Regions from separate parts of the Homo sapiens genome. Here region 1 is linked to region 2. A link is a loop called in an ENCODE intact Hi-C map of the cell type or tissue named here. Cell type or tissue: PC-3. All regions are shown on one strand. Each heading gives the region's core, and the rest is flanking DNA. Links, peaks and the distances in the headings are about the cores only. Region 1 holds the start of LOC105372923 (a long non-coding RNA gene). Region 2 overlaps LINC00210 (long intergenic non-protein coding RNA 210).

Region 1 (16,912 bases), core at 3,986-11,985, 240 kb after region 2:
TGTGGCCAAACAGAAGACCAAACAAGGCCCTGAGTCTGAATATAAAACCTAAAGATGTAAGGAGGAAGGGGATGTAATTATTTTGAAGCAAAATATAAAATCATATTTTATCGTGTTTTTCCTAGTTTTGATAAATGAATTAGTGGGGTCAAATTTGTTTGGCACAGTTTGCATAATGAAGTCGGTTACATGGATCTACATTACTAGGTTGGAAATTCTCTAAGTGTCAGCTCTGCGCCTTTTATCTTTATATCCAGCACCTCATACCTAATTGTTTGCTAAAAAACAAAACAAAAATGAAATGAAGGCACATTCAATTGGTTTGAGAAACAACAAAACAGTGTAAGAGAATACTTTTTACCGTGCGACTCCATCTATCTATGATTCCCTATTGCTTACCCTATTAAATCTAAACTGGCCTACCCTGCAAAATACAGCCCCAAGAACCAAACTTAATGCCTGTACTCTCCAATATGATTTTTTCTTTGGCTTAGTCAGGACCATTTCATTGTTCCCATCATCCGTGCCAATTCTCGACTTTGGGCTTCTTTTTTCTTTTCTGCTACCGAGTGTTCTCCTCTCCTCTTTCCCTCTATTTACCGGCTCTTCTAGTGCCAGCCTAGTCCCACTGCTTATAAGAAGTACTCCTTCATTATTCTGGCCTTCACTTACCCTTTATGTTGGCCGCTTGTTTGCCTCCTTTTCCTGCATTCCCTCCTTCCAACCAGTCCCAAGATGTGTTTGACAAGGTTCTGGTTCCAAGGATGCTCACTCCATCCTCAGCTCTAAAAGCAGGACTTGAGACTTGAGCTAAACCCAGGGACTGAATTCCCTTGATGGTATATTTGGTTCAGGGATAGACATATGAAATTTACTAGGGTTTGGCTAAAATGCTGAGACAAAGATGCACTTTCTTTTCCAACTGCACAAACAAGCATGCAGGTCTAGGAGCTGTTGGAAAACATCTTGGAACTATGAACAAGTTAGACCTAGGATGAAACTGACACTCCTGTAGGTAAGGTAGAAAGAAGGAAGCATATGAGACATGCGATGAATCACTAAGATTCTCAATTAGGTCGTTTCCAATGCCAGTCTAAAGACAACTCAGTTTTGTAAGCTAAGTATTCTCTTTAGGTTTTGGCCAGTTTCTGCTCCTTGCAACAAAACCGCCATCATATTCTTTGAACAAATTTGCATTTGCAATAAATAGACACCGCTCATTTTGGCTTTTCTATGTTTTTGAGCAAGCAATTATTTTCTCTCCAACAACGTTTCTTGAGGGTACAACAATATCCATTGGTTCTTCTGTTTTCTTCCTTGACCACTGTGCTGGTACAGAGTAGACAGTCAATACACATTCAGGGTTTGACTCCTGGCTTTGACTTATGCTTTGTCCTCCTTGACAAAGACATCATCTCTTCAGGCAGTAGCACCACATGCTTTATGACCTGCTAGCTCCATTGATCGGGCATGATCTATTGCAAGTTTGTTCAACCCGCGGTCCATAGGCCGCATGCAGTCCAGAGTAGCTTTGCATGCAGCCCAACACAAATTCGTAAACTTTCTTAACACATTTTTTTTTGCGACTTTTTTTAAGCTCATCAGTTATCATTATTGTATTTTATGTGTGGTCCAAGACAATTCTTCTTCCAGTGTGGTCCAGGGAAGCCAAAAGATTGGACACCCCTTCTCTACTGTAATGCAGTACAGAAGTCATTTTCATCTCCTGTATCAAGAAGGAGATTTACAGACAGAAGAAGTGATTAAGAATTCTCTAAGCAGATTTTTACATATTTTGTTAATCATTCAACTAATATCTGTTGATCAAATCTGTGTTACATTGCCTTTTCTATTATGGGCATCTCAATCTTGACTGATTGGCTAACGTATTTCCAAAAAATGATACATGTCATTTTGTCAAATACCAACTACTGTCCAGACTATTTTTTTATTTCTCCACTGTTCCTGCTGTTCTGCCACCTCCTTTGCGATCCAGGGTAGGAAGTGATATACACAAGAAAACAGGCTTGTAATCAACCCTCAAAAACGATGGCTGGTTTGTCAGAGCCTTTAGGGCTACACATATACACTAGTCACTAAAACCAAAATACCAAACAACTACTGCATGTAGACATAACTACTTAACACACTCATGGTTTATGTTATTTAAACGAATATAGGAAATGTTTGTACATTATCTCAACTTTAGAGACTTCATCTTAAGCAAGTTACAGAGAGTTATAAATGTAATTTAGACAGAGGTCCAAAGCTCTGAGACTTTCTAGTCAATTTCGTTTCTCATATAAGAAATATTTTCTGATAGAAACCTACTTAAAATAGAAGCTATTTCAGGAAAATACATTTCTGAGAAAGACTAAAACATCTTGCTACACTCTAAGATAGACGTTATCAGTCTTCATTATGCATAAGAATTGTCTTTGAGCTTGTAATACAGAACCCTGGGTGCCACTCACAATGAATCTGATTCCATAGGTTGGGGCAGAGCCCCAGGTAACGAGATGCTTGCTAATACGGCTAACCTAGGGTCCATTTTAGTAGCACTGTCCTGAATGCTACCCTGCCCGAATTCTCTCACAATAGTGGCAAGTTTACATTTTTTCAGCTTTTCTGCCAAACGAGATTATCACTAGGGCAAGTAAGTTGTAAGTATAGAATTGGAAAATCAAGTTTCTAGCTAAATGCTTTTTATTTTATTCAACTTGTTTACATGATTTAGCATTGCAGCTCTAGTAATTTTTTAAAATTATCCTTTAGCTAAAAAGAAAGCAGTAAGTCTAAAATTCCAGGTTCATGAACTGGGTTGAATGGGTACTTGTATCCTGATTTGGTTATATGTTATTTGTCTTTTTCTCAGACAGGCACTTGAGTTCTGTCTTTTTCGTATTCTTGATATTACTAATTACATTGCTGTCACTTGAGAAATACTACTATGTATATTATTAGTAATGCTACTACTAATAAATCACTATGCCAGTCTACTTCAAAAAGTTTCATTAGCAAGCTATGTGCACGATACCTTTCAGGGGGAAATAAAAAAGCTCGCCTTATAAGCCATGAAGAATCAAAAGCTGCAAGACATTGAAAAATAACAGCACTGAGATCTACTGGGGTGGCGGGAAGGGATGTAGAAAGGTGAGAATTGTGACTTTCCAACAGAGAGCTCAATCATGTTGTTTCCTTAGGTAGCTGTCTCATTGGCTTACTCTGTTTACTTAGAGATCTATTTGTAAAGGTATTGTTCTAGATGTCAACCAAAAGATCCTTCAGGAGCATTGAACCTGATAATCAGTGTCTGCAGCCCTCAAAACACAAAACTTGAAACAAATAGAAAAGTGGAGTTTCATAATTCAAGCTAACCAAAAACATTTTCAAGCTTCAACTTTTCAAGTTTTATTATATTGTTGTTCATCCTTCACTCCTACCAGCATAACATTATAATATTCTTTCAAGAATGCCATCATATGTGGGTGTGTGTTTGAGAAAAAGGTAGAAATGTCATTTTTATTCACTGAAGGATACCACCTATTATTTAGAGGTAAAACCTCTCCACTTCTCTTCCTTCTGAGTTGTTTCAAAGAAAGAGCTGAAAGGACAGAGAAAATGTTCCCCTGCTGCAGCATCTGGCTCTGGTTGACTCACCTACTGGCCACATTGGCAGCTTTGGGTCTGCTTTTTAGGGTATTCCTCGTATAGGCAAAAAAGATGAACTTGCCCTTGTGTGACGATATCTCATTTGGCTTCTCTCTCAATTTGGGGGGTCTATATCAATATTTAAATAAGATTGTAAAAAGCCCATCATGAAAAGGACAAACACATACATATACCCAATGCCAAAGATTTTTTTCTCCCACTCACAAAGTTTGTTTCACTTAACCATAGTCATCTTTCATCCAGTATCCATTTTATTCGTAAGTCATAAATGCAATTCAACGCAAACCTGAAACTGACTCGTATTTAAAAAAAACACTGCAGGTTTCTCTCTATGTATACACAAAAGTTATTTCTTCTTGATTAAGAACCTTCATGCAATGGTGTTATAAGGTAGAGGACGTTTTTCATCTAATAATAATAAATGACACACCAAAGGAACATTCTGTATCATGAACACTTTATAACCACAGTTCTTGCTTGATGGTTAACGTAAAACAAAATGGACAAGAGTTAACTATGAATCTAGTAGTCTAATGCTAATTACAATAAAATGATAGGTATTTTAAAGTTGTCTTTTTATTTTAGTGTCTTAAAATATACTGTCATAATAGCTAAAATAATTAAAAGCTCTCCAAATAATAAAATGCTGATTTTCTAAAACATTGCTCTAAATAAAACAAATGTGCATTTTTAAAGATAATGGTCAGTATTATTTGTATTTACTATATGTACCTAAATACAGCAATCCACACATTTACTCAGCATTATGCTCATTTAAATAATGTCTATTAATTTTTTAGCCATTGAAAGCTTATTATTAATATAAAACTTTTAATATTTTGTCCCTTTTCATTCTAATTCTTATAAAAAAGAGAAAATGGCAATATGAATTACCTTTTATTAATGTTTCTTTATAAATGCTACTTATATAAACATTTACTCCAAATGATTATGTGGACGCTCAGAATTTTAAATTGTTGTATTTTCCAGATCATTGCTGTAATAGGGAAAATACGAAAAACCAAAAATGCCTTGTAGATTGTAGGTCTGTTTTCTAGGAAGCTAAAATGTTTAATCCTTCTTTTCTTTGGGTGTAATTTGTCAGTTTAAGAAAAATAAAGGATAATTTGATGTTTGGTAACAATTTAGTTGGCAAATTTCTCAGAGAAATGTAGTAGCATTTGCTGCAATTATAAAATGGAGATGTGTTGATAGAATGCTCTGGTGTCAAAAAAATTGGGAACATTTTAAAGGCCATTTCATTTCCCACTCCTATCATTTTAAACAATCTATCAGGCTGTATGTAAAAACCACAAGGAAAAATATTAAAGCATTGCAGTGGGTGCATGAACATCTGTGGATATCATTGAAAGCCACTTAATAATCCCAATGAAAGAAGTTTTACATCTTAAAATCTGAGACCTCCTTATGCAAATCATTTTGCCTTTAGCCATTTCAAAAAGAAATGAAGGACCTAGAGGATTTTACAGTTTTACATAACACTGGTGAGATGGTTGCCAACTTTGATCTTACATTAATTAGTTAAGATCTTGACTGATCATAGCAACAGCTAACTCAAAAATCTGGTCCTCAGCTAAAATGAAAAATAGCCACAATCTAACACGATAAATATTTCTGCTTTATTTTGTATTGTATTCTGTATGTTTAGTGTATTATTGAATGACAATAACAAAACAAAATTTGTCGTGTAGTAAAGTGCTTTGCAATGATGTAAGTGCATTTTTTAGCCTTGTTATATAGAAATCAATCTCAATATGGGTATAAACCAAAAATGTTTTGGTTTTCTTCTGTTTAAAGACTAAGATTTAAGGAAATAACTCTACATACTTAATGTAATTATGGGAAATTAGGTTGTGGGTGTACTTCTGTAACATATCAACTCTAAATGAAATGAAATCTATTGCGTTACCATTGGCTGTTTTGTTTTTCCCAGAATGAAGTTGTCTCTAAGATAAAGCTTAAAGATATAGTTAACTTTTAGAAAATATGACCTTTCTATTATATATGAGAAACTAAAATTTAAAACTCACTAAACAGCCAATCCCTGCAAAGCATTTCCTTTTCCCTACAGGTAGTATGAAATGGAGCCCAAATGACAGGACCCCATCTGAGCCTCCCCAGCTCCCCTGGTCTGCACAAACCCACTCTATCAATCATGGCAGGATAATGCATAGAGGCTGCACCTGTGACAGGAAATGATTGAGTGCTGAACACAGGGCCTGCTTCGCCTGTCGCTTTGTGCATTTGTATTTCTCCAGGGCCGGTCTGAGAATTTTCAGAACTTGGGGGCAGGAGATGAGGGATTCCTATTGTATTTTGAAAAAGAAGGAATAATGCATTTTAATTATCAAGACATAACACAAAAGAGAAATTAGGCAGTAAAATGCCCTGGTCCACTCAGGTGTGTGAGAGCATCCGGGTAGCACAGGATGCAATATTATTAAGCTGTAATTTAGTTTAGATAAGCAGAGGATGCTGAGCATGGCTATTCTTTTGGAGATGCCTGATTCTCTAGTCGCAAAACAGACATTTGTTCCTTTATGATCACACACACACAAAGAACAAAAGGTCCAGGCTCACCTATTGTCCACAAAGACTGTAGAACCTACCTAACTTATTTGAGGACAGCAGCGAAAAAAAATACTTTTTAATTTTCTAAGTTCTTCCTGATGTTTTTTGGAAACCTCTGTTTTACTATGACGATCTAGTTATTTACATGGTTTGAGGTAGTGCCATAATCTGTTTTTAAGACATTGTAACTGTAGTGTAGTTTTAAATAATTTTCTGCTGATTCAGCCACTTACCGAAAATATATGTGGTGAAACCATGAAGTTTCTATTTTACAGTAGTCAATATTTTATTCGAGTTAATCCTTCTGCGTAGGATATATTTTTCCATTACACCAGTAAAAATATTGATAACATATTTTATTGTGCACTTTGTTCACATAATTCGAGTCTGCGTTTCTAAAATGACTAATTACTTTTATTTAAAAAATAACATTATCTATTAAAGAATGGTGACAGTAGGGACTAAACAAAAAGTAAAAACTCCAAAACTCTCCCCACCTAGGGTGTGGGGTCGGGGGAGGGAACGGTAACAATAAAAACAACATCTGAATATGTAAACTCAGTTTCTCGGGTTAGAATTTGCATTTTTGTCAGAACCAGAATTCACTGTACAGGACATCATCACATGCTCAGACTTCTAAAACATTTCGTGGAAGAGAGTAGACTGTTTACCGGATGCCCTTCTATTTTTGCCGTGCAGGATTAGTACCTTCTACTTCCTTAAATGTAGGCAAATAAAATTACGGAGAAATAAAATGACTGCAGCCTTTGAGCGCTGGTTTGTCCTAGGACAATCGGATTTCACCGGGTAACGTATATGCAAACAGACACGTCCCGTTTATTTCATTGTTTGCACTGCGGAGACTCTCCGCCGCTCTCCACGCCTTTGTTGACCTACCGCCAGCAAAGTTGTGTGGTTATAAATAGATAGAGGCAGCTGATTAAGAAGCGGGGGGAGTGACTTTCTCTGGGCTCTTACGGATCAATCACCGCTAAGGGGATGCAGGTTGAGGGGAAGGAAGAAAGTAAATCGCGGGGCAGTTTGACTAAGTGAAACCCAATTCCTTCGCCCCAAAGCTGTGGTGGCCAGACGTGCGCGACCCTCTAGACCCAAAACAGTTTTAGTCAGCAACGGGTCATCAGCAGGACCGAGAAGACTGGGTGGGAGGTCTGGCCGGTCCGAAATAGGGAAGAGGTGCGGGCTCATCACCGAGGCGGTAGGGCTCGGCTTATGGTCTAGAGCCTTGAGGCGCTCCCGCGTGAGCCCCGCTGCTTCCAGTCCGCCCTCGCCTGGCCCGGCGCGGGTCGCTCCCTCCTCCCCGTCCTGTTCCGCACTTTACCCAGCAGGGGTCCCAGGTCGAGCAGGGCCAACCCTGCTCGCGCAGCGCCGGACCCCTCCCCGCTGCCCGGGGTGCGGCGGCTTCCCTCCGCCCAAACGGGGGGTGTCTCCTCCATCACCCCTGCCGCGGCTTCCCAGTCGGAGTCGCGCTGCGGGGCGAGGGAGGCTCGCTCCTCCGCGGCCGGGGCCTGGGGGTGCCAGTGCGCCCCCGAGTGAGCGGGTAGGGAAGCCGAAGAGCCGCCGACCCGCTGCGCGCCCTCCAGTCCCGGGCGGCGCCGGGACCCAGAGCGGCCCCAGCCCGCGCCCCAGCGGGGACGCGAACGGCGTCTCGGGACGGCACCTCGCCGGGGCCTTGCCCTGTCCCGCCGCGTCGCGGCCTCTCCGCACCCCACGTCCCGGGAGCCGACCGGGAGACTCTCACGGCGGAGTTCCACAGACCTCGTTAGGTTAAAGGAACCTCGCCTTGCCCCCCACTAATCGGCTAGAGAGGGAGGCCGGCGAAACAAAAGCCGTAGAGGAAAATTAAGCGACTTCCCCCTCGGCGGGGAACTTGGAGGTGGGGGAGCGGGGAGCGGCGCGGGGCGCAAGGAGAAGGAAGTGCTGAGCTGGGTTGCCGACGAACCCCGGGCAGGGGGAGGTGGGGGGCTGCGGCAGAAGAAAGACAAACATCTGGGGATCGGACCATATGCCGGAGCTTTGTCTTGTCCTTCAAAGTTCGGCTGCCCTTGAAGTGATTTGTCAGGCGGCCCACGGGTGACAGGGAGGATGTGCAGCGGGGAGCGGGGGCGGGACATGCCGGGGGGAGCGGAGAGGGCTAGAAGAGAGGGGAGGAAGGGGGGACGCCAACAAGAGGGGGAGCAAAGTGACCCCGCCGCCCGAGGAACGGTAGAAACCGGGATCGCGGAGGTGCGAGCCCGAGCCCGGGAGCGGAGCGCTTCCCGGGGAGACGCCAAGACGGCGAGAAAGGAGGAGCGGGAACGCAGAGGTTAAGCGGAGGGAAGGCCGAGGAGAAACAGCCAGAGGACGGGAAGGAGGAAATAGACGGGGAGAAGAAACTGAAGATTAGTCGTTGAGGTGTATTAAGAAAGAGGACATGTCGCCTATTTTAGGAAAAGTGGCTTTGAGCTCCCCCCGCACCCCCACCATTTTTTCTTTCTCTTTTGCCCGCCAACCGCTGAACTGATTAGACTGTAATTAAGGCCATAAAGCCCTCAGATTATACACCTGTTTATTCACTGAAGTCGGGGTCTCATCAAGCAAATTAGCTGCTTGCAGGCTACACATTGGGCCTCGAGCTTGCCTGATTAATGAAGTTTATTGGGAGCTGTTAAAAGCATTAACTGGAGAAAATCTCAGCAATTCGTCATATTTAAGGGATGAAAATTAAATCTTGCTATGCAAATGAGAAAAAAATTTTAAACCATCTTTGGGGGGTTACTGTCTGCATATTATTTTGCTTTAAAATTCTGTTCAGGAAATAGGAATTAACATGAAATATTATTTGCCCTTAAAGTTATCAAAAATATTGAATCGCACCTTATGTGGCATTGTGGGGAGAGAAAAAGAAAACATAAGGAAATTCCCATATAGTCCGTTTCCCAGTGCAAAGAATTTTCTAAGACACCTAATCACAAAGCCAACTTTCACGAGAAACCCAGTTTTTAAAATTAATGTATCCAGTTACAGAATGAGATTTGGGAGTAGTCCTTCAAGGGGTTTAATGTTTGATGGTGGGTGGGGGGGACGATGAAATCAGCAGAGAGAGGAGGGGAGTTCATGTAAGTGCCCTGGATAAGGAGCACGTGTGAGAATGGCAGAAAAGCAGTAGAGTGGCAAGAAAAAGTATCCAAAATGAATCAATACTCTCATAAACTGGCTGTAGAAAATGTTTCTGTACAGTGTTTTTTACTGTAACCACTATGGTTCTTTGGACAGGTCGGGGAAGGTGTGATTATGAAAATAAACAAGGGAAGTGAGGGAAATATAACCAAGTGGAAAAAGGAAATGGAGTGCAAATTGAGAACATAATCCAGAATTCGTAAAGTATGTATTTACTTTAGGTGCTGCTTGGTAATATTGCCACACAAATGTTTATTAATGGTTGCAATTATATAAGTGACGGGAGAGTGATTTCAGTACATTCATTATGCTTGAAAAAGGGGGGAATCTCTTTTCTACAAGAGTAACAAGAGTACATATATAAATGCCTTCTGTTTCAACAAAATATTGAAAATAAAAACGTAGTGAATAAATTATTTTAGTTAACGAAAAGCTTATTGTAATGCCAGTCTTTCCAGATTTATTTTTAAGTCTTTTCTATTATTTTTTCTAAGGACATTTTAGATATCAGTGGAGTTTGAAATGTCTGACTGATATTTGTTTCAGGACAGTGTATGTTTTATAATTTCAGTAAGATATATAAAATAGAGTATATGAAATAGAAACTCTGAGACAAAAGAGAGCGGCATAACTAATAGAAAATTAGGTAATTTTAAAGAAAATTTATCTCATAATATTCACCTCTAATGGATTCGGTTTTAAAGTATTTTATAGATCTTTATAGTTATTCTCACTAATATTGTACTTCAAAATTGATTTTCTGGTTAATTTTAAATTTTTTATTTTAAAAAACTTAAAGCATTGAGATTTACTAATTTATCTTCCCTGAATGAAGTTACTTATAGTTGGCTAAAGAAAGTCACAGTAATCATTCATATTAATATTTCTATTTTAAAGGTTCGAAAAAACTTTCAAATTTATACATTTCTCCCCTTTGGTGTGGGTATAATACAACTTTGTGAAACTAAAATTTGTAAATTTAAAGTCTAGAAAACCTAACACCACCACTTACAAACATAGATAACCTTGAAAAATAGTCGTTTGTCTTAATCTTTAAAATTCTTTAAATTATTTATTATCTCCTAAAAACTTCAATACATTCTAAATTTGAAACACAAATTCCCTTTTGTTTCTACAAATATTAGGTACTAATTATAAAATGATTATTTTAAACAAAGGAACTGTAAACATTTTTATTTTAATATTGGAAATAAAAAATCATCTAAAATATAGTTATTGGTAAGGATGAACAATTCTTGATACGTGCATCTGATACTATTCCTTGGATTATTAGAACACAGTTTTCACTAAACTAACTATTAAAGGGTTATTCAGTAAAAGGAACACATATGTAAATTAAATACATTTTTGCTCAAGCAATACAAGTTTTGAAAAGAACAGTTCTTCCTATAATTTTGAAGTAACTTGAAGAACAACAGTTATCCTTTGTGCTGAAATCAGTCGTTTCTCAGGACTTGACTTTACTTTTAATATTTAATTTAAACATATAAGTGGGAGAATAGAGATGAGTAAATTATCTGAGGGTATTTTAAAAATACATTTTGCGTAAATACATTTTAAAATATTTCATATCTCACATTTTTAAGATTAGAACATTTTAAAATGATCCTATGCTGATCTTAGGATACTTGTCACTGTGGTATCCAGTGTCTAACGGTTCATTTAAAATATGGATATTTTTGTACAAAGATAATTTGCCTTTAGAGTGTACAGTCATACAGCGTGGGCTTCTGAGCTACTAATGGGTATCTGTTATTGTCATTTGTATTTCTGATCTCTAGAGTGGTATGGATAAAGAAGGTCAAAATGGTCTCTGATGAAAAGAAACTTTTAAAATGCTTGGAAAAGTTAATGAATTAGATTTCCCTGCACTTGAAGATATTAGGATTGGGAGATCAAGACTCCCATCAGCCAAATCAAGAATATTCACAATTGACAGGAAAACTCAAAGTTTCTTTTTCCCCACCAGAGAAATGTCTCCCACCCCCATAGCTAAACAGTGGTAAGTCATAGAAATGATTATATTAGCTTAAAGAGAATGTTTCCTAAGCAATAAACTTCAAGTGCACACAACCTAGTTTTTATTTTATTTATTTCATGTAGTTTGTCATAAGTGCTTGAAAATACTTCTTGCAAAAATGTCCTTTTTAACTTTATAAAACTTGTTTTCTGCTGTGGATAAAATTACTATGTGATAAACTATAGTTTTTTTTTAAAGTCTTTGCAGCAATAATGAAAGTTCAATGAAAAGAACATAACTAGAAGCGATGTGCAACACCCCTTTATTTTTAAATAGCCTTTAAATGATTTACGAAATAAAAATGCTAGTTCAGTTTCCCTTAAATAACCAGTATTTCACCAAATATTTTCTGCGTTCTTAAATGTTCAAAATATTAGCATATAAAAATAATTCTCTCTATGTGTTCTTTAAGACCCACTGCATTTTTATCAAAGCCTTCAAAAAAATGCAGTGTTCTAAGACATAGTTTAATATGATCAGTTGGTTTTAAAAATGTATTCTTTAATTTTTATGGAACAGTATATGAAATAAAGAAATATGGCATATACCTTTGAAGATGAGTCAGGATTTCAATAATATTTAGTAGGTATCCTTAATATACTACATTTCATATTTTGGGTTCTTAGAACTGAGAGCTTCTTTGTAGAAGCTGACTTAAATATTAGAATTTATAGTTCAAACCTGTGTTTTGGTTATTTTAATACAGTAAAATTATTAATGGAAAAATAGGTGCATGAAGTTAATAGTTGACAACAGTGTCATTCTCAACCATGCAAATATTGCTCAAAATGAAATACGTTTTATTGTATATTTCCAGGGCAGCCTTTTGAGTCTAGAAAGGTCAGTAACAGGATTTTATTTTGATACATGATATGACCTAATTATTTCACATGTTGCAGAAATCCGAAGTGGGTAGAGCGTGCCTTTTTTTTTTCTTTGAGGTAAGTCTAAATTGCAACAGCTAAAATGCCTTCCTATAACTGTAATGAGATCAGTGGGTTTCAAGTATGGAATGAATCAATTATTGTAAGCAAAGCCCCTGCGTAAATCATGGAATGCCAAACCAACCTCAGGATTATAAAATGAATCTGTGACAAGTATTCAGGGTTTCCACATAGTCTCAATAATGAGAATGAAGTACCTAGTATTAAGTGAAAGCAAAATTTTATTCCCTTACTAAGGAATACATGCATATCTATTAAAAGAGGCCAGATTGAATGAAGCTTTTTAAAAAGGGTATCTAAGCAGCATTAAAGATAGAAATCTATGATAAATATGTATAGTTTATATTAAAAAGAGAAAGATGCCAAAAGCACATTGAATGAAATGAGTGAGACATAACTATGTTAACGGAAAAATAATAAAGTAGTTCTTTATATTTTTATTTTAATAAAACTTTTTAAACAACAACAATCAAAAGATTATTATAAAAGAAATCAGGACTACCACAGTCAGTCTTAGCAATTCTTGGAATTTGATGTCTCTCAACTGGGAAGAATAATAGAATGTAAACTTTTAACAGAAGTGAAGACAGGAAAATGTCAATTGTATTATTTTTGATGTACTGCTGTAAGGCAGACAGATTCTAAAAGGCTTGGGAGATTTGGCTTAAATCAGATAGTTCCCTCCTGCACACATTCCAGCAGTCTCCTTGCCTCTTTCTTTTCCTTTCCTTTAAGATAACTGTATCACATTAATTTGCTGTAACTAGTTGTTTAGTAGCTTTACAATTTACCATTGTTAATGCCAAGTCAGAAATGTAAATAATAGTAGCATGTTTACCAGTTGTTGCCAATTTACTAACACTTTAATGCTTATGATAGGGTGTATGTGGTTTTTTACAAAACATGTTGAGTGATGCAAAAAGAATATACTTTTTCCTGGCTTTTCCTGTTCCAATTACATACTTCTGGAAATTATTTAGGTTCTGTACTACCTAGAATCAGATATTAATTAAACTAATAAATATTAAACTTAAAATCTTTTTTTAAAACTTAAAATCTTAATACACATAAAAACTTTAACACCAAAGTTCTTCAATTACTTTTACATATTGTTTCTTATATTTCTATTAATGCGTTTCAGGGATTATACACAAATAAAAAGTATAATTCTTTAAAAACATGAACTAAAGTCTTATAATACATTATATATAACTAAGTGAAAAGATGAATTTGTATTATAATAAGTTTTGTGCATTTGGGGTGTAGCATATACAAAATTTTAAAAAGTATAATACTCTGATGTTTACTGTTTTCCATTTAAAATTAGGTAAATATGTTAAATTATGCTTATGTCTCAAGAAGATTATGAATTCTGGCATAATCTCAAGAAGATTATGAATTTGGGGTGTAGCATATACAAAATTTTAAAATATAATACTCTGATGTTTACTGTTTTCCATTTAAAATTAGGTAAATATGTTAAATTATGCTTATGTCTCAAGAAGATTATGAATTCTGGCATAGGTGTTGTAGATATTTGTGCAAAAACAACACCTATATAACAGATTTTATGTGAAAAACAAAAATACTTAAAATATTTTCTCACCTGTTTTTTTGTTTGTTTTTGCCAGAATCAAAAATAAAATGTATTTTGGTATTCTTAAATTATATGTTGTTTCAAATATAGCCATGTTTTGGCATGTATGTATGGCATTTTTATTTTAGAAGGAGCTCTATTATTGATGTACATGTATAAATGTAAAGAGATATCTCAAAATATGAAACTCATTAGTGAATTGAAAATTGGCATACTGTAAATAGGAGCTGTAAATGTATGCCTGAAACAGCTAACATCCCTGTCTGTGTATTCATATTTCAAAGGCAAGTTTTTGAATCGTGCGCTGGAGGTGAAAAAGAAATGATTTCAGAATAGTGAACATTTACAAATAAAAATGTGTCTACTACGCAATGAGGAATTTTAAATTTGCAGTGAAAGTCTGACATCTGGTGGTCAGAAAGAGGAGCATCAGAAGAGGAGGCTATTGTAAAATTTCTATTGGCTTTCATAAAATAAAAACCAAATTAAAACGTACAAGAAATTCTTCCCTGTTAAAAGACACTTTATATAACATTTACATCTTCTTCTAATGATTTAATCATGAGTCTTCTTTCAAATTTACATTTCCTAAATACTGTTTGTGTTAAAGATATATTTTCAAAAGGATTAAACTATTGGTCAACAGATATTTTTCAAATAATAATGGATATGCATTTTAAAATAGTATAATATGAATCAAATTTATCCAGAGAAAATTCATTTTATATTATACTCTTGGAATCAAAATGAACCTTCTCTGTATCTTCCCAATAAACAAATGAAAGAATTAAAAATTCACAAAGAAATTTAAAGTCATCTTTAGCAAAGAGCAAGAATAGCAACAAAAAGGTTCTAAACCTTCAAATTGAAAGGCAATCCTACTTCCTGATAAATATTAAAAAGATAATTCATAGAACCAAACTATTGATAAGTAATTACCCTCAACCCATCATACTATTTTGTATTAAAATAGTTCAAAAGAATTGTAGAGTTAATACAGCAAACTGTCCTAAGGCTGACAGCCTACTACAATGGAATCTGTTTATATTAAGTGAAATTAATCTTGCTTAAATTATGCAGTAAGTAAATTCCAATAATAATTTCTAAATAAAATTAATATTTCATAAGGTAGACTTTTCTAAGGTGTTTCATCATCTTATTTTAACATGTTCCTCAAATAATTTTTAAAAATATCATTATACAAGAATGACTAGATGCTTTTTGTTTACCGTTAAGTTTCAAAATACAAAACTAGGAATTAATACAGAATTGGGTATCCTCTTCTGCATATTCAAGGTGAAATGAAGCTACCAGAGGGGGAAGCTTTTGCATAATTTAAGTTCCCTAAAAGATTTGACCAAACAGTGTGAAAATAGTTGGAAATTTTAAAAGCGTATCCTGGTTATTGCCTCAAATTCCCATTTTGCTTGGTGTATGTAGGCAGTCTTAGTGCTAAATTTGTTGTTGCTGGTTGTGGCTCTTTGATGTCTTCATCCAACACTCAGAATAAAGAATACTGCTGATATGTGAAAAGGTTCCTGTCATTGCAGAGTTTCATAAATCCTTCTGCAGTGGCAGATGTGCAGTAGTATCTTAAGATCAACATCTGGTTGTTCCTGGTTTCCTTATAGTTTTAAATAGAATTAGTGTATAGGGTGGATGGTCATACTGGGTTGGTTTTTGGTGTTCTACGTTGATGCCATTTGTGCAGTGCCGGAGATTGAATTCACAATTCATTGTGAATTTGCTGAATGAACTTTCAGAAAGGCATTTCAGATGCTCAGGAACACTCAGTAGTGTTCAACTGCAATCAAAGACATAAAACTGTTTCTATTAATTTATTCATGCAAAGTTGATTATTTCCACAAATTGAAGAGAGTCTTACATTGCCCTATTCTTACAGCCCAGGTTATTTTAGGAGTGCTTATCAAATAATAAGGACTGTAGCTTTCCCTTTAGAGATGTTTAAAATTCTTATATATTACATAATTATTGATGTGATTACTCTATTTTAAAAACTGTCCCTCCAAGTGCTTTGAAGATAGGAATTCTTTCTTAGCAGAGACTTATAAGTAATGCAAAGTAATTTCAAAGCATTTTAGAATAAAACTAACTCCATATATCCATTAACAAATGTTAGAGTTTATTTGCCTCATCAAAATTGCCAACTTTTCTTTCTTATAAACATTAATATATTTTTCATTCTAGAATATACTTTTTAAGGCCTCTTTAGATGGGGAGCCTACATTCTTTCCTCATAACACCCTGCTGATCCTGATGTGAGCACCTTGTTGTTTACACAGGTCTGTGGAAAAAGGACGGTATCAGTTTTTCCTTACCTTTGATTTCTCAGTGCCTGGCACACAAAAGAGTTTCAAAAATTATTTTTTGAAGGAATAAATTAATGAATGAATGAAAAAATTCTTTCCTTTTTTCCCCTGCAATATCAGTAACTTTTTCCTAAAAGAAAGCATAAAATTGCATTGTACTTCTCTCCACATTTGAGAGAAAATAGTAAGACAAATGATTACAACATGCACACCACAGACACTTTATGTGTAAGGGCTTTAAAGGATCTTTTCTTTGGACAGAAAAAAAAATGAGAATCATACATCACAAACCTTCACAATTAAGCAATCCTTGGGGTCCATGTTATAGAACTGAGTACATGAAATAGGTAACGTTTTAGCTACTAATATCTGCATTGATAATGTTTATACAGTGAGATGCCATCTGCTGCATGAACATTTGCACATATTAATGGGCCCTGAGCTTGCAATGATATATCTTACATGCAGAAGCGTGTCAGAAATTTGTAACATCAAATATGTGGGCCTGTAATAGGCATTCCATTACCACATTAGCTATAATCTGAACATTTGGTTTTCC
Region 2 (16,912 bases), core at 5,509-13,508:
TATGGTAAGTAGAAGAAGCTTGTGCTGAATAGCTTCCATTTCTCCTTCTCCATCTCACCATGCTCTCTGCTCCTCAACCCTTACCTCTAGAGACTGCAGGAGTGAGTTCCAGTGTCCTCCAGTGTCTGGTTGGTTTCCCTCAACAACAGTGCTAGAATCTTATCACAAATCGAGTGAAGGAGGAAAATGAACCACAGTATGAATTTTCCTGGTTCCCCATGAGTCACCTCTACAGAAAGTCCTCGTCCCTCTAAAGAGGGCAATTCTTTTTTTTTTTTTTTTTTGAGACGGAGTCTCGCTCTGTCGCCCAGGCCAGACTGCGGACTGCAGTGGCGCAATCTCGGCTCACTGCAAGCTCCGCTTCCCGGGTTCACGCCATTCTCCTGCCTCAGCCTCCCGAGTAGCTGGGACTACAGGCGCCCGCCACCGCGCCCGGCTAATTTTTTGTATTTTTAGTAGAGACGGGGTTTCACCTTGTTAGCCAGGATGGTCTCGATCTCCTGACCTCATGATCCACCCGCCTCGGCCTCCCAAAGTGCTGTAAAGAGGGCAATTCTATACAACTCTTTTCTCTTCAAGATTCCAAGAACTTCTCCGTCTTTCCTCCTTTTGAGCCTAGAAGTGATGGCTGCTCTGCTATAGCTAACCTTTGATTCTCAAAGTATTGCTAAGCAGTCCTCTCGACCCATCCACACCTTTGTAATTAGTCTCTTTGCAAACCAATTCCTTCTGAATATCCTTATTTGGGCATAATGACTGTTGGGACCCTGCCTAGACAAAGGTCAGCTATATGTATCTCCTCCCTGTATGTCCAAGAAATTTACTCTAGCTCCACTTGGAAATCTGGTCCACAACATGGAATGAGTCCTGAAGGTAAAAATGGCCAGGCCCTTCCCTCTAGTAGTGCAGAAGTCAGCAAAATCCAGAGGCCCTCACTGTCAGAAAGTTATCACCCCAGATGACCTTCTATTAGTGTCCACTAGCACTTTACGTATGTTAGCTAACATAATTCTTACAGCACTCTTCTAAGGTTGGTATTATTTTCATCCCCATTTTATGAATGAGAAAACTGAGCCTAAGGTTAGTAACTCGACTGAAGCCACATAGTACATGGCAGAACTTGAAAGTGGCCAGTAGCAAGGTCCTAAATTTCCCAGGTAAGCTTGGCAGTCTGTGAAAATGACAGAGGCTGGCATGATCTATGGGACATTCTGCAGGCATCTTGTACTTTTGGCTTCCCAAAACATAAAAAGACTTAAAATGTTCTATTCCACATGAAATATGTCCATGATGACACCAAGACAAACTGTTTCAGACAACTGCATATCTAATTGTGTATTTGTCATCTCTACTTGGATGTCTAAAGATATCTTGAATTGAACATGCCCCAAACAAAACTTTTTATACTACTCCCACTGCAAACCCAAATCTGCTCCTCCTATAACCACACCCTCTCAGTAAGTGACAACTCCATTTTTCCAGTTGCTTAGGCTGAAAACCCTAGGTCATCTTTGATTCCTCTCTTTCCTTCATGCCTCTCATTAATCCTGTATATAAACCCTGTCGGCTCTCTGCCCCTTCTCCATCTCACTTTGCTGTCTGCTGCTTACCCTTTACCTCTAGAGACTGCAGCAATGGCAGCAGTCAAGTGGCTTGAATAGTGTCCCCTCCAAAACCCATGCCCACTCAGAACCTCAGAATATGACCTTATTTGGAAATAGCGTCTTTGCAGATGTAATTAGTTAAGGATAGAGATGAGATCCTAATGGATTAGAGTGGGCCCTAAATCCAACGACTGGTGTCCTTATAAGAAGAGGAGCAGAAATAGAGATGCAGAGAAAAAGGCAATGCCAATGAAGACGGAGGTGGGGACTGGAGTAATGCTGCCTCCAGGCGAGGAGTGCCAAAGATTGATGGCAGTCACTAGAATCTAAGAGAAAGGCAAGGAATGGTTTCTCTCTCAGAGCCTCTAGAAGGAATCAATCCTGTTGACACCTTAATTAGTACCTCTAACTTCCTGAACTATGAGAGAATACATTTCTCTTATTATTATTATTATTATTATTATTATTTGTATTTTTAGTAGAGATGGGGTTTTGTCATGTTGGCCAGGCTGATCTCAAACTCCTGGCCTCAAGTGATCCGCCCACCTCAGCCTTCCAAAGTGCTGGGATTACAAGCATGATCCACTGCACCTGGCCTATCTCTCTTATTTTAATCCATCAAGCTTTTGGCAATTTGTTATGGCATCCCTAAGGAAACTAACACACCATCCTTTTAAAATATACCAAGAATATAACCACCACTTGCCACCTCGATTGCCATAACCCTCTAAGATATCATGTCCCTGGATGAATGCAATCACCTCCTAATACTCTATCCTCACCTCCTCACAGTCTGTTCTCCTCAAACAGAATGGTCCTATTAAAATGTAAGTTATATTGCTTCAGTTTGTGTCATTGTTCTCTACTGAGGTCATGGAATTTATGATTGTATCTACTATTACTATTAAGATGTTATGAAGGATGCTTTCTGATACACCTCATGATCATCCCTTTTTAAAACCTCGGGAAAATTTTTTCATGTCTCAGGACCAAAATCAGATTATGTTTCCCCAGAACAGTCGTTTATTATATATCTTTTACCTGATTGTGTTCTTGACTTTGCTTTACCAGCTATGAAACTCAGATGCAAATTGCAGCCCACCTCTAGCTCCCAAATTAATTCACATTTGCATTCATTTTGTGATTTATGCTTACCTTTGATTTAATTTTATTTTGCCTGCCTTGATTTTCCTTTTATTCTAGTTTCCTCACTTACAAAAAATGTTTTGAAAAGTATTTTAAAAGTGAATTTTTGTAAGCCACTTTTACTTTTGTGTGTTTTTGAAGATAAACAAAAGGATAAAAATGACAAACAAAAAATACTGAATAAGATCAGGCCATTCCCCTTACCAAAACACTGTATAGACTCCCTACCTTCCACAGGGTAAGAGCCAAAATCCCTATGGGAGCACATACAGCCCCATGCCATCTGGCCCCATGGCCTCTTGGATTTCTTCTCCTACCACCTTGCCCCTTTCTCACTCTGCTCTGGCCACAGTGGCCTCTGTCCTCCTCCTTAGTATCTCAGGCTTGCTGCTGCCTTCCCCTGAGCTCCCCATGGCTCACTCTTTACTTCCTTCAAGACTTTGCACAAAAGTCCCCTTCTCCATGCAACTTACTTCCACCATCCTATCTTAAATAACAACCCCCGTCAAGCTCAGTCTCTCTTACTCTGCTTAATTTTTTTTCCCATAGCAGTCAGCATCTAACAAACTATAAAATTCAATTACTTAGGTGTATAATGACTATTGTCTGTCTTGCCCCCACAGTGAAGTTTAAGCTTCATAGCACAATAATCATTATTTTGTTATACTCCATGTACCTAGGAGAGTGCCCAGAACACAGAAGGCACTCCAAAATATTTGATAAATTGGTGAACGGATGGATGAATGAATGAGGGAAAGAGAAGTAGAGAGGGTTAAAGAGATGTCAGGGGCCAGATATGTATGGGTTTTCAAACTCTGGGAAGGAATTTAAATTTCATTCTAAGTAGAAGAGGGATGGCAACTAACCTGTGTGAAGTATTTAGTTCATTGTCTATCCATCTGAGGGTCCAATTTTCTCTGCTACTGTAGAGGGTCATTTGAACAACTTTGTGAGCCTGTGGATAATATCAGGATCTTTAAAAATCCTTATATATGAACTTGCTTCAAAATAGAACCAAGAGTTTGTTTATTTGCCTCAAAGATGATAACCAATTAATTCGTTCAAAAATATCAGAAAGAGATGACAAATGTGAGAACCATTTACTGAACTGGTAACCGAATCTTCATGATGGATGAGCAGAGTCCTGCTTTATTTGCAAACAGGAAGGCTGAAATGTTAGTTCAGAGGAAAAGGCAGTCAGCTTCTATACCTCACTGGGGTTTTGCAGCAGTGTCTGGCTTCCTGGCCTATGCAGCTTAGCAAATGTTGGCATTTTAGGACAATTACTGTATGTGGCCAAAAAATGTTCAGTAATTGAGAGTTGCATCAGCCTTAGTTGGCATCCCTTTCTGTTTGTTCATAAAATGTTTGTGCCTTCATCCCAGAGAGTGGGAAATTACCTTTTAAAAGCCTCATCTAACTTTCCTCTGAGCTAAAAGGTCCATCTCCAGTAACATTTGTATTGCTTTCCCCTTCTGTTTTAGTGCTGCAAATTGGTTATCAAAATACTTCCCTGACCTTCCCCTTCCCTCTCCATCACACACTGACACATCTAGCCTAAATTTGCGTCTTGCATCACCTCAGGAAACTCATGGCTAATTTCGTTATTTGGGAGAGAAAAATGCAAATGAAGCCAGACAGCTGGTGCTCTCCTCGAGGCTGCGAGTGATGGAGGGGCCGAGGCCCACCTCATCAGAGGCCCTCACACCCTCCTGCTCAGACAGGCCCTGGCGGGGAGAGAGCAGGGAGACTGCTGGAGCAGCAGGAACAGATGGCTAGGAGGGGAAAAGATGGAGAAGCCCAAAGTGCTGGAGAGACTGGGGAAAGGTGGAGTGTCAGGCGCCGGGCAGTCAGATGCAGCATACAGGACAGGGATGGGCACTTGCAATCCTTGAACACCGTCACTTCTGAAAGGACAGCGGAGCCCTGGAATTCCATTTGGTGGCACTGTCTGCCAATGGCAATTGGCAATGTCTCTGCTCTTACCTCCATGGCCACACCTACATTTCATTTTCTGTTTCTGCATGCTCAACATCCTTTTTTTCCAAAAAGGAGACGTCGATGACAGAGAGAGAAAAATAATAAAAATAAAGGAAAGGGGAATGAGAGCATATTGCTTTCGTTCTGAATGAGCCTCAGTCTGCAAACCCAAGTGTGTGAGAGACATCTAACTTTATTTTTCTATTGTAATTTCATTTTCTCATCATGCCCTGCTGGAGTGATGGAAACTTTATTTCGTTCAGCATCCTCTGTTCCTCTGGAATTCACTGAAATAGTAGGAGACTTAGAAAGTCCTAAGAGAGGGGCATGAAGCCCTTGTGTCATCTGTCCACACTGCTCACTGCTGGGGTATCCATCATTCCCTTCAGCCCTTTGATGGTTGGTCCATATGGATTGCTGCTGAAGGGAGCTTCATTGGCTGCTCCATTTCTTATTATTATTCCAGGCCCTTCTGGTATGCACAGCTAACAGTCTAGTGTGCCAAGACTGTGCCAGCCTGGAGAAACTTCGTGGGCTATCTCAGGCTCCATCTAGCCTTCGACACTCAGGCTTATAAGGTTTGTTCTATTCCTGCTTCTCCTTCTCAGCAGGCAGGTTATACCAACACCTGCACACTCTTCCCTTGCCTGCTAAGTCGCCTTTGAGAATCTTCATCTAGTCTGGGGCAGTAACCTGGTCTCTGCTCATTCTGCATTCTCCCAAGGTCTCAATCTAGACCTCAGCTCAAGGAAAAGGCAAGAAAAACAAACAAGCAAGCAAACAAACAAACAAACTGGAGTTAGTATTTCAAAGATAGGTACTTATCTTTTAAAAAGATGGGCATGTAAAATGGGGCTTCCAGCCAAATCCATTTGGGATGAATCTGGGATTTGGTTCTCTTTGAGACACTGTGTTAGCTGATGGGATGTTTTGGGTTGGGTAAGGCCACTCTGTCCACCGCACAATCTCCGGAACCATGAGCCATCTAAGGGGTCCCTCATGTCTCCCATGGGGGATCTAAGTGACATTCTGATCTGAGGAGCAGAGTGGGGATGATTTATAGCAGCACGAACACCTAAAATCCTGCCAATATTGAATGCTGCCTAAACTGCAGGGACCACATTGTTGAGAAAGTAGGGAGACGGGAAAGGAGGAGGTGTTGGATGCACAGATTTAATCACAGCCTTTGAACCATTCCACTGATTGCAGAAAGCCTGGAGAGGGCTCGCTGGAGCCTTGTAATCATTCCTTCGATTGCACTGGGCCTTTTACATTTTATAACACTTTTGCTTTGATTATCTTGCTCTGTATTCACAATACGTCTGTGAAATAGGGGTGTTTTAAAGGCGAGGAACTAGGCAGACATGAAAAGTAAGTAGTGAAGTCCTTAGGGGCTCAGCGAGGTCTCCTCATTGTCCTGCATTTTTACTTCTTGCCTCCCCTGTCCCACCCCACTTTGGGGGCCCAGTAAACTTTGTCCTCTCCCTGGTACACTACTGTGTGTGTACGTAACTAGGCATGATATTATCTCACCCTGACTAGCCAAATGATCAGGTTCTCATGATCCAAGAGACCCAAACACATGTTGAGTTGATCTTAGTTCTTCCCATCTACTGAATGTGCTTTGAATGACTCTGGCCTTTGAGAAACTGACCTGGCTGCTGAACATTAGCACTATTCTCCCTTTTATAGGAATTATGCAGAAATTATTCCATTTCTTTGAACATTTGGGAGCATATGCAGAGTAAAGTATAAATGCTTGCAGAATGCCTTTATTTGCATATTGCAGTTTTTCAGAAATTATCTCCCTTCAGCACACCAAAGGCTTTGATTTCTACTAATTCTAATAATATTCAGGGTGAAGGAGAAACTGAGGCACAATATCATGAGTTCACATGGAAAAATCATGAGTACACATGGAAAAAAGGTAGAATTTTTGACGTGAATTATCTCAGTTTATATATACCTTTTAAAACTTTTTCCTATGTTTTCTCCTATTTACACACCGTCTGCCCTGTGGGCTGTGGTGCACATTGACATGTGTTATTGCATTGTCGCTATCCTATTTTTCCAGGTAAGGATGGTGAAACTCGGAAAGGTTAAGTCACTCAGACCCAGCATGCAGTGTCGTTTCCCTCTGCCCGCTGCCTGTGCTACACATTCTGGGCGCTGTTGCTGAGCTCCGCTCAATGGCTTTACGCCTCCCTTTCAGGGAAAAGCAGCTGCACTGAAGTTCTGTAAATGCTGTAATAGAAGTTGTTAACCACTTCCACATGATTTTTAAAGTAAATGTCACACTGCATTGTAACAGTGAGCTAACAACACGTTAGCGGGTTCTCATTCTCATTTAATTCACTTTTCCAATACGGAAGTTACTGTGATGCCTGCAAGGACGGCCACGTTCAGTGAATTACTTGGCAGCTGGGCCATTTATTTCTTCACTTCTCCCTTGCTGCCTCCCTCGGTGGTTTTTGAAGTTTAGTTATTGCTATGCTTCCTCTCATGCTGCTATCCGAGGGAGAATGGAACTGTTGGTTTCAGCAGCAGTCAGATCCTCACCATTCCAGCCTGGCTGCGGAAGCGCCCACTAGTTCCCTTTGTCTGCTGCTCTGCCCAGAGCTGGAAGCATAGGCTGAGCGGCTGCTGGCTGTCAGCTTGCAGCGTCTGATATTGTTAGGAGACGAATTATGCCCCTCCTGCCCCCCCACTGCCCTCAATTTGTATGTTGAAATCCTAATCTCTAGTACCTCAGAATGTGATCTTATTTGGAAACAGGTCCATTGAAGAGGTAGTTAGTTAAGTGGAGGTCATATTGGAGTAGGCTGAGTGAGCCGCTAATCCAACATGACTGGTGTCCTTATAAAAAGGGACAATGTGGATGCAGAGACACACACAGGGAGAATACCATGTGAAGACTGGAGTTATTCAGCCACAACTAAGGCATTTCCAGAAGCCAGGAGAGAGGCTTGGAACAGATCCTTCCCTAGAGCCTTCAGAGGGTGTGTGGCCCCGCTGACACTGACCTCAGACTTCCAGCCTCCAGAGGTGTGAGATGATAAATTTCTGTTGCTTAAATGACTCCGTTTGTTGTACTTTGTTAAGTCAGTCCTAAGATTCTACAAATGCCCACATTTTCCCCATTCTTCTCACCCAAAGGAGCCTCTGAAGGAGCCCCAAGAAAGGAGCCCCAAGAATCTACGAAACCCCTAGAGCTCTGGGATCTAGTGATCACTTCATTGGATGGGTTTTCTTCTAGAGTCTCTTGAAGGAGGGACAATCCTAGAGTTCCCTTGTGAAGCTCTAGGGAGGTGGGACTTGCAGAAGCACAGTTTTGGCCAAATTATATGTACACTAGCCTACACTGGAATAGCAAGGAATTTGAAAGGATGCCATGGGCACCTCCTGCATCCTAGTAGCCCCTGAATGCTTAGACAATAAGTCTCTGCTTCTGTCTCCAGCCCAAGGTGATGCAGACTTCGAATTAGGAGCATGCAGTAGTGATGTTATCTGCATATGATTTTACTAGGCCCATTTTAACAACAATAATAATAACAAGAATAATGACATCAATAGTCACCACCACAGTGACTCAGCTGTTTGTTAAGCAATAACTGCATGCCAGGTGCACACACTCTCTCACTTCCCTGCTAAGTGATGCTGGCTAACTCAACCACTCTGTGCCTCCATTTTCTAATCTGTAGGATAGAAATAATAACACATAAAGAATTTTAAAGTGTTAGCTATTAATATTATCATCGATGACATGAATATATCTTCTCATTTTAAAGATGAATAAACTGAGGATGGAAGGGAAGCAACTTACCGAAGGTCACTGTCAAACAAGTGACTCCTGTTACCACCTCCGGGTGAGGAGTCCCAATGCACGGTGGAGAGCAGAAAGCTTAACAATGCTTACCACCAGGAGCAGCAGTCCCAGAATGTCAACCTGCTGCAGGGTTTGCAGGAAGCAGGGTCACCAAGGAAGACATGACTCATGCAGACACTGATGGAGCGATGCTTTAACACATGGAAAATAAACAGAGCAAGATTAGCTTCAATAGGGAGCATCAGTCCACAGTGCCAGTGAGTCTTGCTCTGGCTGATGTAGGGAGATGGTCTGCACATACCTCTCTCATGCTGCAGGCAAAGAACTCTTCCCTCCCTGCCGGGAACAGATAGAGCAGTGGAGTTGACTGAGTGCCATAGGACACACACACTTAAGTAGAACAACAATGTGCACATCGAGGTCTGAACAGGGAAAGGTATGCCCAAACAAAGAGATATGCCCAGCTCAGGTTGGGAGGACTCCTTATCTCTTTGCAAGGAAATGTGCCAGCCCAAGGTACATCCTTATGCAACCATGCAGGGGTCGAAAGATGGGGTGCACATGACTGCCTTTTCCAGTAGTCATGCAAGTAGTAATTAGTAGAGCCAGGACTTGACTTGCGTCATTTTTTCCAACTTTTATGTTACCTACTGACTGTGGGCAAGATACAGTGCTAGGCACTGTGAGGTCTGCAACACTGAGTCAGATACAGAAGTCAAGCTCTTCCTCAAAAAGCTTAGTAATGGAGAAAATAAAGGTATGCTCATAGATAGAACAGAGATTTTGATTTTAAAATCTCATTCTTTAATAACATATTCAACATATTCTCAACAGATATTGAGAACCTGACATTGCAGGGGCCATTCCAGGCACTGTGGTACAATGATGAATAAAACGGCATTTCCCCACAGGGCTGACTGTGGATACACGGTCCAGGAAACAGGCAAAGAAGTGAACAAAAAAATCACTGCGGCATGTATGTGTGAGGCACTATGCTAGGTCCAAGAGATAAACACAGAAAAAAATAAACACCTGAAACTATAGCCCTTGTCCTTGTTGGACACAAAGTCTAGAGGTGAGACAGAGAAGAACTGGGTGATTACAGAATCAGACTCACCATGAGGGAAGCTGTGCAGGGTGTTGTGGGGTACAGAGAAGGAACATCTCAAATTCAACTCCAGTATCATTCTTCCAGGAAGCCACCCTGGAGGAATAAATGTGAACAGGTAACTACAGCAACTATGTCACTTGTTGTCCCAACTGCTGAGTATAAAAATCAGTGTCAATATAAGTATACTAGGACAATAGGCATAAGCCAGGACAGCCTTAGAAAGTAGAACATAGGGTCAATCTACAAATAACTGAATAGATCAGAGGAAATATTTACAAGAAAAACAAATGGAATAGGAACGGTTGAAGAGCACTTATTGATGTAGGATTGGCAGGAGTTTACTGAGGAGACACAGCAAGGTTTGGGAAAATCATCACCTGTCCAAAAAACATATATATTAATATATTCATTTACAAATGTGCATGATATATATCATCTATGTCTCTAGCTATATAGATAAATGCACACAGATATGATTGCCACACAAAACAGAATGCTTACTTTTTCATATGAGAATCAGGCTTGATTTCTCCTTTCAATTAATCTAACACAGTAAAGAATAATAGTTATAGGCTTTAGAATCTGAGTTTGCATAGGGATTTCACCACCTACTAACAGTGTAGTAGGAGTATTGGCTAGAATATTTAACCTGTCCAAGTCTCAGTTTCCTTATCTATAAAGTGGGGTTAATAACACTTAATTCAAAGGATTGTTGTGAGAATTAGATATGTCTATTGTTGGAACATAGTAAAACCTTCAGAAAATAATATTTTATGTAGCTTTTAAAATAGTTTATGAAGGTATGTACATATGTACATATTGGTTATAAATGTACACATACTCAATGCTAAATTTTGCTAAATCCAAAAGATTTAGAAAATAAAGAGGTATAGAGAATAGAGAATAGAACACAAGTTACCTATTAAGTAGTTTACATAATCTAACTTGAGTAAAAAGATAATGTAACTGAAATAGTCAAGGGTTGGATCTTGCTTCAGGCATGGCTGGATCCAGAGGCAAATCCCTTGCCATCCAGGGTCTACTCTCAGCATTCCTAACCAGCTGTCTTGCTGCAGGGGACACAGTAGCTGCCAAGGACCACAAATGGGCACACCTCTAGAGGAACAATCCCAGTGGAAATTGAGCTTCTCCTCTAATAACTCCCCACAAAATACGGAGAAATCTCTGAACAGCCCATCTTTGATCTTGTGTTAAACCTCCAACTTGTCTGAATACTCTGACTAGCAAGGCCAAAGTGTATGTTTTCCTGACTGGGGTTGAGGAGGGCAGTCATCCCTACGTGAGCCTAGGAAAGGAGAATTCTGCAACCAACAAGTGGGACAATTAATGCAAACCGTGAAAAAATAACCCATACTCATGGGGCAAGTCGTCCCAGATTTTTTTTTTGTATACAAAAATATATATAATATGACCTTTTAAAAAGGTTTTTGTTACAAAATAGTTTATACTATATACTTTAAAAAATAACTTACTAATACACCATGGACTTTATATTGATGTGAATAAATACAACACTAATAAATCTTTTTAAAATGGTTGCATAGTATTTCACTATGTGACCACCTCTTACTTTATTTAACTATCATCTTATTAATTAAATGAATGGGATGGAGCCTTTAGGAAAGGACTATAGTGTGACTGATTAAAGGTATGTTTCTGTCTCATATTTGTGGCCCTGGGTGATGTGTGTGCAAGTGTGCACTGAAGTGCACAAGGTGGGAAGGGCACAAGGATGTTTACATGATCTAAGGTCATCAGAAAATGCCCATGCACTTGAGGCAAAAACAACATCAGAATTCATGACCCCTTGGCAACCTTAGAATCACATTACCAGCCAACCCATGGGCTCTAGCGAGCATTTAAAGCACATGACTTAGACTTAGTCCTCATCAGAAGGAGATGGGAATCTATATCAGATCCCGAATCTTGTGTAAGACAGACATAGGAGTTCACATTAAGAGCTTACATTTTGATGTCACTCAATATATGGAGGTCACATGAAAAACCGAAATGAACATACGACTTGAAATTTATAATGCATGCTCTAACCAGATAAGAGGGTTTGCAAGGTTCCTGAGAGTAAGAGGGTTTGTAAGGTTTCTGAAAGTCTGAACTCGCCAACTTTTGAGCTTGAGACAAAGAGAACATGCCTCTTTAAAAGACAATAACAAAAAGACGCTTTTTACCAAAAAATATAGGTGATGCAGATTTCTACATTTTCCAATGAATCATTGCTGTGGTTTTAAAAATAACCAGCTCTGGGTGCCAGCCTCACAGAAGGGCTCCGTTCTCGCCTTCACTTGCTGCTCCGGAGCGCGCTGAGTCAGCCGCGGCTCCGCTGCGCTCCGCGACCCCTCCGTGTGCCCGCGGCCGGCGGGACCCCAGGCCCTGGGCGCGCTCGGCCCAGGCGGGCGGCACAGACGCATGCCAATCTCAGGCCTCCCCGCCGTGACAGCCAGCGAGAGGACCAATTAGTGCTAGCTGTGATGTGGAGATGGGTTCGCCAGGATGAGCACCCCTCCCTGTTCTCTGGGCAGAGGCCACTGGCAGGGCCGTCAGATGTCAACGGCTTTCCATCACGCCCGCCCGGCTCGCGGGGCCTTTCCGGCACCTGGCCCAGCTGCGGGAATTGCTGACCGGAGTTCCCATAGCCCTCCTGCCTCCCAGGCCTTCGGATCCCTCCTTGGATGTAGAATACATCAGATATTAGTATGTTTGGCTCTTCTAATCCCAGGTGGGACTCCGAAGTGAAGATAAGCACTTTAAGAAAATAAACATTTGGATTTCTGGCCATTTTGCAGAATAAGGAAATGCCCTTGACATAATCAGGAGCCTCTTGTTTTGAGAGCATCTGAATGAAAGAATGGACATATGTGGACATACGTTTTAGGCTTGCCCATCCACCAATTCATTACATAAAAAACAAATGGCTTTGTAACTCTCCCAATATGAGAGATGATCAGATCTCACAAAACTGCTTGCAAATTACAGAGTACAATAAGAGATGGCAAATATTTCACATATATAAAAATTGTCTTAAGTAGAGCTCGCTTTGTACAATAGATTCTCTCCATAATATTTCCTGACAGGTGAATAACCACATAAGTAAAACGGCTAATAATGTGTTTTTTTCTTTAATCAACTCTTAATTCTGTTACTCCATTTGAACTGAGAAACGGACATATAATCAGACAAAGCCATTAATTCAAAATACTTTTCTCAAGTTCTACAATATATTACATGATTTGGCAAGCAGTAAACTTTGATTAAATCAATGGCAAACTTATGAATACATTTCAGCTGTATTGGGAGGTGAGGCATTTTGGAAATGCAGGTAGTAAAATAAGGATGGTAGCAGAGTGAACCTTCTAAATTTGTTAATACAGTAGGAAAATAAATGCCTTAAAGTAGTGCATCATCCAAATACAATGTTTCCTGTTGCATCTTGGAATGCAATATTTATAGCCTTTTCCTTTTCTGCCTGGCAAGATATATCCCTTATTCTGTTCTCTGAAGAAGAAGAAGAGGCATAGTTTCTATCCCCAAGGAACAGGACTCTAACTCCCTAACTCACACGAAATGCCACTAACTACACAAGAAATAAGTTTCAAAAGTATGTGTTGATAGAACTGGTGCCATAGGAGTTTGGTAATGAATAAGGCAAGCTCAGAATCCAGAAGATTACCAATTTTCTAACATTCAAATTTCATATTTTTGGTCTTCTCAATTCCTTGGCCTCCATTTTGGGAATCTACTTTGCATGAAATACTCAGAATGATTCAATCTTAGAAATACTAATGAAAATTCACCTCTCTCTCAATACAACCTCTAATCCATTTGGTGTTCTTCCTTCCTTACTCCATTTAGTCTACATGACTCTTACAGAGAGCTCCATATCTCAATAACTCCACCTCCCCCCCAATTTGTCTTTACTTCTTCCTCTCTCTAACCAAGTTCTTCTCATCCTTCATTCAACCACTCTCTCACCTATGGCCTTGCCCTCTTGCCTATTGCATATACAGAAACACCAAAACTTCAAGTATTTAATTGATGGGCTTGCCTGTGACCTCCAATTTGAGCAGCCAGACAAGTGTTCAACCATTGCATTAGAAAGCGTTGATGGATGAAGACAACAATTCATATCTTTTTTTCATCAAAAGCTTCAATCCATGTATCAGATAAAAAAGACTGGAAAAGCCAGGCACGGTGGCTCACGCCTGTATTCCCAGTACTTTGGGAAGTTGAGGCAGGCGGATCACCTGAGGTCAGGAGTTCAAGAGCAGCCTGGCCAACTTGGAGAAAGCCTGTCTTTATTTTAAAAAATGCAAAAAATAGCCAGACATGGTGGCAGGTGCCTGTAATCCCAGCTACTCGGGAGGCTGAGGCAGGAGAATTGCTTGAACCCAAGAGGCAGAGGTTACAGTGAGCTGAGATCACACCATTGCACTCCAGCCTGGGCATCAACAGTGAAACTCCATCTCAAAAAAAAAGACTGGAAAATATATGTGATGTTTCAGAATTTGTTGTTTTCTCACTAATCTCCTTTCTCCCCATTCCAAAAAAAAAAAAAATTCCAGTTGGAGAGCAAAGAGAAGGAGAGTGGGAAAAGAGAAAAAAGGAGATGTCAGTGTGTCCTGGGAGTGGTAGGGATAACTTCACAAATATTTCAGAATCTGAAGGCACAGGATAAGCACCCAATTTCTGTCTAGAGTTCTGGGATGGAGCAAGCCTTGCAGAGGTGCCTGGCAGCCAGAATGGCATAGGGACCAGGACAATAGTGATGGGTGAAGCATTTCTAGGGAGTAGTGAGAGGGTGGAGTCTCCAGCAACTCCAGAATAGCAAAAAGAACATTTAATACTCTGTATGCTCTTATTAGTCTCAGAAGGAACTGTGAAAGGTAGCTGAGCTAACTGGTAGACCTGCAGAGGCATTTGCAACCAGTCTGCAGAGAAGCCGCAAAAGAAGAAACAGTATAGGCCAGCCTGTGGAGATCAGTTATTATCTCTCAACAGAAGTCTCATGAAGATGACATACCAGAAAAATGGATGCTAAGAGTTACATCTCAGTGGAGTACAACAATGGGCAGAAGATCCCAACTGTTGACCAGATACTGCCACGGGAGAACTGCCATGACACTATGAAATCCCTAGGAGCCAGAGAGAGGAGGACCAAAGAATCCTGAATTTGCCTAAGTTAGACTTAGTTTGCTACTATGACTGATCTATGAGTGAATTTGATCAAATTTACCTGGAATTATCAGATTAAGTTTCCTACCATGAAAAACAAACAGAGGGCTCAAGATACCAGTTGAATTTAGTCATAGGAAAAAAATACATACCTTGTCACATAGCAGCTTTGGGAACTTAAATTTGTACTTGCCACCACACTTCATTGTCTCTCTGATGTGCTGACTCTTCAAAACTTTTATCTTTTAAATTCTCTGCTTTTATTCCCAAGCTGCTAAGCTCTGCTGAAGAAAAGCACACCAAATAAAGGAGGCTGGAGTGCCTGGAGGTGAGAAAGGTGTGCTTTGAGGTCTACCTTCATCTGATGGGCAGGATTTACACAGGTGAAGGAAGGGGAGGCAACACAATAAGAACTAATAGTTACATAGAGCATGACAGCTTACACAGAAGCCATATTCACGGATATTATCACACTCAATGCTCACAATAATCTTGAAAAAAATGTAAATATCCCTTTTTGTTACTGAGCAAGAAAATGCAGCTTATCAGCAGCAGAGATTAGAGTGACAGAACTTTTGTGACTTGATATCACATATTCTTTCCACTGTCCGATGCTCAGGAGACTTCTTTAGTGTCTGAAAGTTTTTGTCTTTGGTTTTGCAAGCTTCCTTTAGCTCATTTGGTAAAGGTTAGCTTTCACCTTCAGAATCCCACCTGATTTTATTACTATTACTCCCATTGTACAAATGAATAAACTGATACTCACTTGTTCAAGATCATGAGACTGTTAAGAGATTGAGCCCGGACTGAAAGCAATTTTGCTTTTTCAGGATTCAATGCCCTATTCATTTTATCCTACTAATATTAAGTTATAATAGCACATTATTAATGTTATATTTTTAGAGAAGCAGACGATTGCCTCATTCATGAAGAAAAAATGAATGACTGAATGAGTGGTTGAACTTTTTTCTTAGAGTCTTATGACTGTCACATATATATCATAATAGGAAACAGCTATATTTGATTTGTTTTCCATTTCCTTTCAATGAATTTAAATATGTAATTAAAATTACATATTTTAATCTAAAAAAATGAGAAGTGCAAATGGAATTTCTTGAAAAATTCCTAGGGCGAGCGAAGTATTACTTTCTAAGTGGAAAATCTTTCAAGTCAAATGCTTATCATTTTTAATTATTAAGAACCAGCTTCTCAATATTAACTTTAAAATCAGTGGCAAATTTGTCTGTTTGATTTTTAAATCATGTCTCACTGGCTTCCTTCTCTTTTTTTGATCATTTTGCTGCACTTGCAATTTGATATCTCATTCATGGCTCTGCTGTCTGTAAACTCTGGTTAGTGCAAAGCTCTGCAAAAAAAAAAAAAAAAAAAAAAGAAAAAATCTCTTATTTGACCATGAACTTTCGATGATCTAGTTAGCGTTACTGTCAAGCTTCCCGCGGTCTTTTTGAAAAGCAGGACTTGTCCATTCTGCCCTCTGGCCAGCTTCAGTGGGACTAAAGCGCTAGCAAGAGCCATCAAACTGCCTGACGGCTTGTCATCAGCGAGGATCCATTAATTTACACAGATTTTCCACTGTTTGGCATCTACCATGATAACTCTTTTCTCTTCCAAGCAGCTCCTGTTTGCATTTAACACTTGGGTTAATTTTCATCAGAGTTTAAATTTAGCCATCAGTTATTTCAGGGGAGCTGTCAGCCAACATATGGAGAGAGGGAGAAAAAAATCCTTCTGAATTTATAATAAAGTGGAATCTGTTGAATGTGAAACAAAAACCAACTGCAATATAGTGAGGCCCCGGTGGGGAGAGCGGGGTCAGCAAAGAATTGCAGAGTGGATTAGCTGTTCTATTCACCAGAGCCGCATCTGGGCACCTCAGGAGCTTCTTGATATATCAAAAAATGATGGAAAGACACAGTTCAATTTGTCCCCCTTTTATAAAGGATAATTAACCTGTCAGTCTTGCTACTTTAACAACTTCATTAAATTGGAGGTGAAATGGGTGCTGAGAAGTCTTGT

What was found. A loop is a pair of places that touch in the nucleus more often than their neighbours do. Peaks named below come from ENCODE experiments on the same cell type or tissue, not always from the same donor. Only the 100,000 strongest peaks of a DNase experiment are listed, where the experiment ranks them.
Region 1: a loop joins it to region 2, with 5 times the contacts of the local background. A loop is called at or near these places in 3 of 110 quality-filtered maps.

Annotation. Positions count from the first base shown.
Region 1 is chr1:218,157,085-218,173,996 of GRCh38, forward strand. LOC105372923 (a long non-coding RNA gene) reads left to right here and starts at 7,973. Exons shown (of 3, transcript XR_001738467.2): 1 at 7,973-8,158; 2 at 9,538-9,645; 3 at 11,244-11,535. In PC-3, for the core only: CTCF peaks have their summits at 7,710 and 7,917; DNase peaks (open chromatin) are centred at 7,137 and 8,697; H3K4me3 peaks cover 3,515 bases; H3K27ac peaks cover 2,935 bases; H3K27me3 peaks cover 6,489 bases.
Region 2 is chr1:217,912,997-217,929,908 of GRCh38, forward strand. LINC00210 (long intergenic non-protein coding RNA 210) reads left to right here. Exons shown (of 4, transcript NR_048550.1): 3 at 5,197-5,308; 4 at 6,588-7,808. LOC105372922 (a long non-coding RNA gene) reads right to left here. Exons shown (of 8, transcript XR_001738466.2): 6 at 9,674-9,760; 7 at 8,554-8,747; 8 at 3,074-3,705. Among named protein-coding and RNA genes, the nearest start is that of LINC00210, 29 kb to the left of the region's middle. In PC-3, for the core only: a CTCF peak has its summit at 8,628; a DNase peak (open chromatin) is centred at 8,695.